3 separate regions of the Homo sapiens genome follow, and all the other regions are linked to region 3. The links are chromatin contacts, found by Hi-C or POLR2A ChIA-PET in ENCODE. All regions are on one chromosome and are shown on one strand. The core of a region is the stretch at or near the end of the contact, and the rest is flanking DNA. Distances in the headings are between cores, read along the strand shown.

The links. Hi-C counts contacts between places; a loop is a spot of excess contacts on that map. ChIA-PET counts read pairs that join two places held with the same protein, here RNA polymerase II (POLR2A). Pooled maps may share reads with other maps.
Region 1: a map of endothelial cell of umbilical vein shows a loop between it and region 3 (4-fold over the local background). The contact joins the enhancer-like site here to the promoter of FRMD4A-AS2 in region 3. A Hi-C loop is called at or near these places in 3 of 168 maps with a recorded cell type or tissue (GM12878, endothelial cell of umbilical vein and ovary), 2 of 37 single-sample maps with no recorded cell type and 7 of 50 pooled maps. POLR2A ChIA-PET finds 5 or more read pairs at or near these places in 6 of 52 experiments (BJ, OCI-LY7, WTC11 and 3 more).
Region 2: a loop to region 3 is called in a pooled map, with 1.9 times the contacts of the local background. The contact joins the enhancer-like site here to the promoter of FRMD4A-AS2 in region 3. A Hi-C loop is called at or near these places in 4 of 168 maps with a recorded cell type or tissue (CD4-positive, alpha-beta T cell, CD4-positive, alpha-beta memory T cell, naive thymus-derived CD4-positive, alpha-beta T cell and 1 more), 1 of 37 single-sample maps with no recorded cell type and 6 of 50 pooled maps. POLR2A ChIA-PET finds 5 or more read pairs at or near these places in 8 of 52 experiments (A673, AG04450, GM12878 and 5 more).

The regions. Positions count from the first base shown.
Region 1 is chr10:13,944,420-13,947,221 of GRCh38, reverse strand. All of the region lies in intron 2 of FRMD4A (FERM domain containing 4A), which reads left to right. Among named protein-coding and RNA genes, the nearest start is that of FRMD4A-AS2, 46 kb to the left of the region's middle. RefSeq lists an enhancer at 741-1,241. Within about 2 kb of position 1,286, at least 5 of the 41 ENCODE cell types and tissues checked have a DNase peak (open chromatin) inside an H3K27ac peak, as active enhancers do; they include endothelial cell of umbilical vein, where a contact is called at or near this core.
Region 2 is chr10:14,023,142-14,025,841 of GRCh38, reverse strand. All of the region lies in intron 2 of FRMD4A (FERM domain containing 4A), which reads left to right. Among named protein-coding and RNA genes, the nearest start is that of FRMD4A-AS2, 33 kb to the right of the region's middle. Within about 2 kb of position 1,346, at least 4 of the 41 ENCODE cell types and tissues checked have a DNase peak (open chromatin) inside an H3K27ac peak, as active enhancers do.
Region 3 is chr10:13,990,325-13,993,042 of GRCh38, reverse strand. FRMD4A-AS2 (FRMD4A antisense RNA 2) reads right to left here and starts at 1,463. Exons shown (of 3, transcript NR_199003.1): 1 at 1,051-1,463. The region is part of intron 2 of FRMD4A (FERM domain containing 4A); the gene reads left to right.

The sequences.
Region 1 (2,802 bases), core at 37-2,536, 46 kb after region 3:
TCCACGTAGTCAACTGCTCTATTCCTTGTCCCCAAAACCCCTGGGACACTCAGGTCTCCGCTTTCCTACCTGAAGTGTCCGTAGCCTGGAAGGCTGCAGGCTAATGCAATTCTTCCTTTCAGGTGGTTAGATTCCTACCCAGCCTTTCAGACATGCCTTGATGGAAGGTTTCTGTGATGACCTTACATAACCCACAACAATCTCCTCTCTGAAGTCCTACAGCTCAGGTACCTTCCTGAAGCCTCCCAAGCTTCCCCATATGAGCGCTCCTCTTGTCTATAATCATTTGTCCCATGTCTGCCTTCCTCTTCTTTGTGCCATAAGCTCCCCGAGGTCAAGTCTGCTGTTTATTGAAGCATGGCCAGCTCACAGCACTCAGCCAGGTATAGGACAGGCATCGAGAGATAGACACATGGAGACAGACAGACAGACACACAGACAGAACACATCACCCATTTGACACACACCTTACCTTGCCAGTTCTTTCTTTACAACCTTTATAGGCTGGCCATGCTGGTCTTCAGTGGACCAATCACTTGGCAAGGAGAAGGCGAGTAAAAGAACAGAAGTGGAATTTGGAAGATGTGAAAGCAAAGATGAGAAAAAAAGAAAAGATTGGGCAATTTTCCCAAGGTAAAGGATCACTAAAATGTGAGTTGGTGGCCGAGTCTACACCAGAGTTTCCAGACTGACCCAAGGGAGTGGGATGTGTTCAGTGTCTAAAAGACACATGTACATGACTTGGGAAAGTTGCATTAGGTAAATAAACAAGTGACGATGACATAGGAGCACCTAGAATTTTTTTTATGGTGAGAAAACACTCCCTTCTCCTCCTGAAGTCTCTAGCGTTCGCTGACTTGGTTGACAATATGGCTGAGGTAGGGACAGGGATTCTGAGTAACGAGCACCTCTTTCAACTTCCTGGTTCTAGCCTTAGCCCTCAGGGCATCAGAAAGATTCTTGCGTTCAGGGAAGCATCTGCCTAAAGAGTCCAGCAGAGTTCATTCTCCTAGCTCTGAGGTGCAGGAAGAACTTGCATGTGCCTCTGACTTCACTGGCTCTCCCCAGGCATCTGGGTCAGGAAAGGGACATAAACCAGTGGCATCCCTTGATTGTCCCCCTTTTGATCCCAACTCATAGTTGTGAAGTCCATAATTATTCCACAGAGGGGCAGTCCTGTTTTTTACTTCCCTAACTACGTGCTGGTGCATTGCTCTGAGACGCAAGAAGGCAACTCCTAGGGAATGTGTAAATAATGCCTGTGCTCTGATTGATGGCTTTGTTTGCAGCCAGAGGAAGTTGAAACTGGGGCCTCTGACCCTGGCCTGGTCTGGCTTCTTCCTTGAAGCCTGCAGTCATGAGCAAGGAAATGAAGGATCACTTCCTGGGGATAACTGGATCAGGAGAAAGCAACAACAGCCAAATGCATAGTTCCCTCTCACTGTTTAAATGGGGAGGTGGCAAGATTTCCTGGGGTGACCCTGGCTCTATAATCAAGTGAGCTTTATTAAATGGCCGCATGGAGCATGTAAATTCTCCCAGCCCAGCTTATATAACACACTTTGTGAGAGGCGGAAACCAGTTCGAATTTGAACCTCTGCAGAGCCCTGCCTGGTAGATTTGCAGACAGCGGTGCCCATGAGACATCTGAAACTTTACGACTACATATTTAAGCATTTATGAGACTTGAACTGTGTTCCATTAAAATGGAAAAAAAAACTGCAAGGAAAAAAATCCTGAGACTTCCAGCAAGGGTAATTAGCCCCAAATGTTTCATAAAGGATTTGATAGCATTCTGGTTGTAAGCCCCTTTCCCCGGTCTGTCATAGGAGAGAAAGAGAAGAAAGAAACCTATTACAAATTCACCATTACTTAAAAAAAATCACATGACAAAACCAAGCAGCTGGACCCAGGTTTAGAAGAAGACTAACCATACAGACCCTATCCCAAAGTGACATTAAAATTTTACTGGAGAGAAAATATTTAAGATATGGACTTGGTTGTTTTTGTCATACCTACCAAAGAAATCCCTTCCTTTTTATGCCCCTGTTCATTCACTCAACTTCTTCCCTTTTGTTTCTAAGTTTGGCACTAGTCCGGCTGGCTTAGTGCCTTCCAACCTCCCACCAGGCCTGGGTCTATTTCTCTGTTACTCCCATTGTACTGTTGCTGGTGGAGAGACCGGAGGGGCGATCACTGGAATAGGAGATGTCCACGTAAAGCCAGTGTTAATCCCTGCCTAGGTGACATCACATAAATATGGCTCAACCTGATCACACTGAACTCCCCATGAAGAGGGCCACACCACAGGGTTCCCATCAGGCTATGTCTGGCAAAGACTCAGCTATTCCGTGTTCTTCATTGGAAGGATAAGAAGTTGCTTTCTATCTGACACTGTGTGCACAGACAGAGAAGGCACGTATCATTAGAATGTATTTTTTAAGCCTTTCTTTTTTACGGAAGGAACTTTCAGAATGATAAGTCAGCAAATGAGGCAGCATTAGTATGCAGAAATAGCTACAAATATATAACAGAAGAGTTTTCTATCTAATGTCAGGGAAAACACCTTGAATCTTATGCAGACCTGTCATGTTCTGTTGAAGGGTGTATGGTCCCAGTGGTCCCCAACTTTTTTGGCACCGGGGACCTGATTCATGGAAGACAATTTTTCCAAGGACTGAGGTTGGGGGATGGTTTCAGGATGATTTAAGCACATTACATTTATTTCTATTATTATTACATTGAAATATATAATGAAATAATTCTACAACTCAACATAATGTAGAATCAGTGGGAACCCTG
Region 2 (2,700 bases), core at 97-2,596, 33 kb before region 3:
TGGGTGAACCTTGAGGACATTACACTAAGTGAAATAAGCCAGTCACCAAAGGACAAACACTATATGATCTCACTTATACGAGGTCCCTAGAGTGGTCAAATTGATAGAGACACTAAGTAGAATGATGATGGCCAGGCAGCTGTGGGAGGGGAGAAATGGAGTTATTGTTTAATGGTCACAGTGTTTCCGTTTTGCAAAATGAGAAGAGTTCTGGAGATGGATGGTGGTGTAATAGTGACTATCCTTAAGGCCCCAAAATTTTTCTTAGACAATAATCATGTGATGTCATTGTTGAGACTAGCAGACTGCCTTAAATAAGAAACACTAGCTGTTATCCACAGTCTGATCCCTTGTCCATCCCAGGAAGAGCATTGATGAAATAAACAAGTCTATCTTGTTTATTCCAGTACAATGTGAACCAAGTACAAGGTGAATGTACTTAACACTACGGAACAGTACACTTAAAAATAGTTAAGATGGCAAAATTTATGTGAGGTATATTTTACCACAATTTCCAAACATTTTTAAGTTAAAAAAAAAAAGCAAACTTTGGAAGCAGAAAAGGAGAAACTGCATTTGCAAGATTTCGTGGATATTCTGTAACTGGCAGAAGCTTGAGGAATTGACACGAGATATTAAATTTTTTCCTTGATGTTTATCTACTCTTGCAGCAGAGGGGGTGCATAGGATGGAGAAGAAAGACAGTGTGAGGGATCTAATAATATTCTGAGGAAAAATTTAGTACCCTCACAACTTTCGTTTCCTTGTTTTTCACAAGACTATGTGCTTTTCAGTCATCGTGTACAAAACAAGGTCTGATACGTTCTCTACAAAGAACTATTGATGGTGTGTCTGTGTGAATTGCCCTAGCATTGGTCACAGCCAACTTCTGTGGGACCCACTGCCCCCGTTCGACAATACACTCCAGTGTGTTTAGCCATTTATGAAAGGTCAGAAATCAACTGAGAAATGGGCTAGAGTCAAAAACATGTGGCCCTATAAATATCAGAGTCAGACAGTCTATTCCATTTTCCCCACTCTTGCTTTCACCCCATCTCACTTCTCTCTTTCACTCACTGGTGAGGTTCTCTGCGCTTGGCCAGCACCTCGGACTGTGAAGTTACACAGGGAAGGCAGTGGCTGCAGTCTTCATCTGGTGGCCTCGCTTTATGCCCATTCTGATCCCATAGCACCATTATTAGAGTTTGGTGTTTGTTTTTTCAAAATATCCTTGTACAGTTTCTGGCTACACAGCTCGAGCAGTCCAGCCTGCGATGTTCTGCTTTCTTTTAAGGGTTTCTACTTCCCATTAGTGGCAACCCTGCCTTGTGATCAAATTTGACGCCGACGGTGTTTCCTGAGCTGGGGAGTTTGCAGATCTGATCTGTCAGCGGGGACTGAGAGCAAATCGGGACATTCATCATGACTTTGGCTGCCAAGCTGGAAGACTTTGAGCTGACACTGGAGCACCTGCTCATGGATGTGTTTGTAAGTAAAGGCTTTTCCTATTCCAGGCGCAAGAGAGTCTCCCCTGCCACTCCGAAAGTCCTTGGGACCCTGTCCCCATTACGGAATCTCATTCTGATCTGCAACTGTGCAGTTCCCAAGTCCACATGATTTATTCTTACTCATGTGCGGTCAGGGGAGAAAACCGTAAAGTTCCTCAGTGCCTGAGTGGCACAGAATAGTCCATGCAGATTAAATAGTAGAGATGTGGGTTTAGAATCAAGTCACTTGCAGAAATCTGAATGAATAGGGTGAAGAAATAGAAACCATTTGCCAGAAGAGATCAAAGCAGCTTCAGTAGCTATTCCCTGAATGAACCACATTTGTTTGTTTATGAAGTGACCATCCCAGAAAAAAAAGTGGGGAGGGTGCTCAAAATGCTAATTTTTTTTTTAGAGGATGCTGAATCTAGGATAGAAGCATGAACTTCACTGTCCCCAGAATTCCAGTGTGTGGGTCCCTGCTACTTGGAGAGGCATTCAGTTACCAAGAGTTCCTCAGGAAGTGATTTTGTGGCCTGAGGCTGTTTGAGAGATTCTCTGCTAAAGAAAAGAGCAGCTGACAAGGACACTTCTATTCCTGTGATGATTTTAGCGATGCAGGCTTTGAAAACTGCAGGGCACGCACTGCAACCTTCACATCATTTCTATCTTAAACCAACCACACTCTTTCTTCCAGTACTTTTCTCAGGGTTTTCTGTTGGCCACGGGTCTGTTCGTTCTGTGTTGTTCATAGGGGTTTAGGGAACTGCAAGACTGTGAAATACACAGGTGGTAAGGCAGCTGAAAGGTCTTCTCGATCCAAGAACAACACTGCGCTGCCCCCGGGAAGGCGGCTGTGAGCTGTTACCTTTCCAGGACCCGCCAGTCTGCGTCTCGCAGCTGGAGAAGGCTATGGAAGGTTGGCGCTTTCTTTATAGTACATCACTGAGTCCTTTTCAGGAACCTTTCAGGGAATGGTGTGTTTTGGCAGACGTGAGAGTCTGAGGCTTTTTTTTTTCTTTATTAATTTAAAATTTGTCTTCAAATTGAGGCAACATTGTGCTGGCAGAATTCCCAGAGGGAATCGCCCTTCCCAGGGCTGGGTGTGGGGCTCTGGGCGACTCGCATTCATTCTGACCTTCGTGTTGGAAGTTATGCCTGGAGGAGGAATGCGTCCAGAAGGGAGAGCGTCCTTCTGGGTTTCCAGGGATGG
Region 3 (2,718 bases), core at 214-2,713:
GCAAGAGAAGCAGATCAATGGATATGTTGGCTAGTCATTACTTTAATCTCTTTACACTAAATCCTTTTTTTTTTTTTTTTTTTTTTTTTTGAGACAGAGTCTCACTCTATTGCCCAGGCTGGAGTGCAATGGCACAATCTTGGCACACTGCAACCTCTGCCACCGGGGGTCAAGCGATCCTCCTGCCTCAGCCTCCCAAGTAGCTGGGATTACAGGCATGCGCCACCATGCCTGGCTAATTTTTGTATTTTTAGTAGAGACAGGGTTTCACCATTTGGTCAAGCTGGTCTTGAACTCCTGACCTCAGGTGATCCGCGTGTCTTGGCCTCCCAAAGTGCTGGGATTACAGGTGCGAGCCACCATGCCTGGCCTACACTAGATCTTTATTAAATTAAATAATCAAATATCAACATAGTTATGCTGTATTTTCTCAACTCCCTGCTGAAATTATTTTACAAAGTTAAGATTTAATTCCTCTCTATTGAGGGCTGATGTTTAGTGTCATTTTGTTTTGAATGAGCAGCAACCTATTCTTGGCCTGGACTGGGGCTGGCCATGTGACCCGAGACTTAGGCAGGACATGGAGGTGGGTGGGCAGGACCCAAGGCCAGGCATGGGAGTTTGCTGGGGTCAGTGAGCCTGCAAGCCAACCCACAGACAGGCTAAAGACTCATGAATCCGGTTAGATGTGTCAAATATAGCTGGAGAATCAAGAAACAGGTGGAGACCAGAGAAATCAGAGGAGAAGAAACCAATTTAAAGCAAAGGTAGAAGCAAGTGTTTGTAGAAACCCCTTGAACCACTGGCATAGCTCCAGGCATGTCTAGGCATAGCCTGGGCTATAGGCAGAGATGAGGTGGTTAGGATGGTATCTTAGTATCATCTTGCTGAGAAAGCCAGCAGAAGAAACATCTATAAGCACGCTTCTGAGGCTTTTTCAAAATGACCATTGAAGATCTTGTTCCTTATGTTATTCAGTGCTTTTTATATATTCCACTCCGTTAATTCCTTTTAGAAGATAATAAGAAGTATGTGATTCAATGTACTTACCTTTTTACCTTTGCTGCCAGGAAACTCAAGCTAAAGTTGAGGCACAACCTCAGTAACTTGCTCATTCTGGATGTCTTTTCATACTTTTAACTTATTGTTTTCTTCTTTTTTTCTATTTTAGATTACCCTTAATTTTCTAGTTTACCCTCATATTCCATGTAAATATGTGCACATATTTTGTGCCTTTGCCAAGCAGCATGGAATCCTATAACCTTCTCTTCTGTGTGTGTTACTTTCTGTAAGGGAAACCAACACAATGGAAACGTAGCCCATTGAGAGTAAAAAATAGAACAAAGTATGCTACTTCCCTTCTCTTGGCAGAACGCATTGTCCCAACAGGTGTATCAAAAATGCTTCAAGGTAAGCCAAGACATGGGAACATTGTGCTCTGAGCAAGGTGGTTCTTTTTTCCCAGAAGGGAATGAATTCATTTGGAATGTTAGGCCCTGACAGAACAGAGCCACTCCATTCCACTCCATTGTGTCCTGGGAGTACACAGGGACTTGGTGCAGCCCCTAGAGGCAGTGGCAGTTTACAGGCATTCCTGGGAAGAACAGAGGGGGTCCCGTTGGAGGAAAGCAGGTGCACACTGTCCTGAATCTCCGCGCCTGATGCCCACCTTCATACAAGCTGCAGCTATGCCTGGGGGATGACAGTTCTGCAGAGTCCAAACTCACAAGGATAAGGGCTGGAAAAGAGGCTTTGCTGGTTTTCTGTTCCCACCAGGATGTTGGAAGCCTCCTTTTTGTCCTTTTCACTCTACGCTTCTTTTTTCTTTTCCTTTCTAAATGTTGCTGTCAGTGTACTCAGCTGAATGCTATCAGATACACAAATAACAATAGCTTCCTGGGAACGATTTGCTGCTGTGGGTCATGGGCCAGTGCCAAGAAGCCCAGGCACGCCAAGCACAGTGTTTTAGGAAAACCGCGGCTTTCAGAGAGCAGCTTCAGGATAATTGTTCAATTCCATTAGGGATTCTGGCTCCGAATGCACCTCGGAACCTGGCCCCAGTGTCTCCTCCAGGGGAACTTAGAGGTCCCCCACTCCATACCTTGGCTGGCTTTCTTTTTGATTTGTTTAATTTTCAAGAACCATCATTACTGGAATCTCGTATCTGATTGCGGTGTTCATGGAAAGAAAAATGGGAACAAGGGCTGAGAGACAGTGAGGCTTCCAGGGTGATCAGGTTGACTCGCAGAGGGAGAAATAACAGATTCCCAAATGCGGATTCTGGCACTTACACGTTTCTGAGTTTCCGATCTGGAGATCGGAGAGGTCACCGTCCTAGGGCTTGTCAGCCTCGCCAGCCTGCTGGGGCTCCCATTGTTCTGCTCAGAGTCCGGGAAGCAGATCCTGCTCCCTGATGACAGCTTCAGGCCGAGATGTTCCTGCAATGGAAGGTTTCCCGGGCAGGCTTTGCTTCCATCCTGGAGAGAGTTAACCAGGTCAGCCAGGGTCAAGGAGCAGATATCAAGTTACATATTTTCCTCCCTCATTTCCTAGCACACTCCCAGACATGCTCCACAAGGAAGGCCAGGAAGGAAGCATACCCGCCCAACAGACAAGACAGGCCAGGACCCTGGAAAGAAGAGGAAGGCACGTCTCTGGGCCTTCTCAGTCCTTACTTCCTCCTCCCTCCTTGTCCCACATTCCCCTCTGGATGGGTCT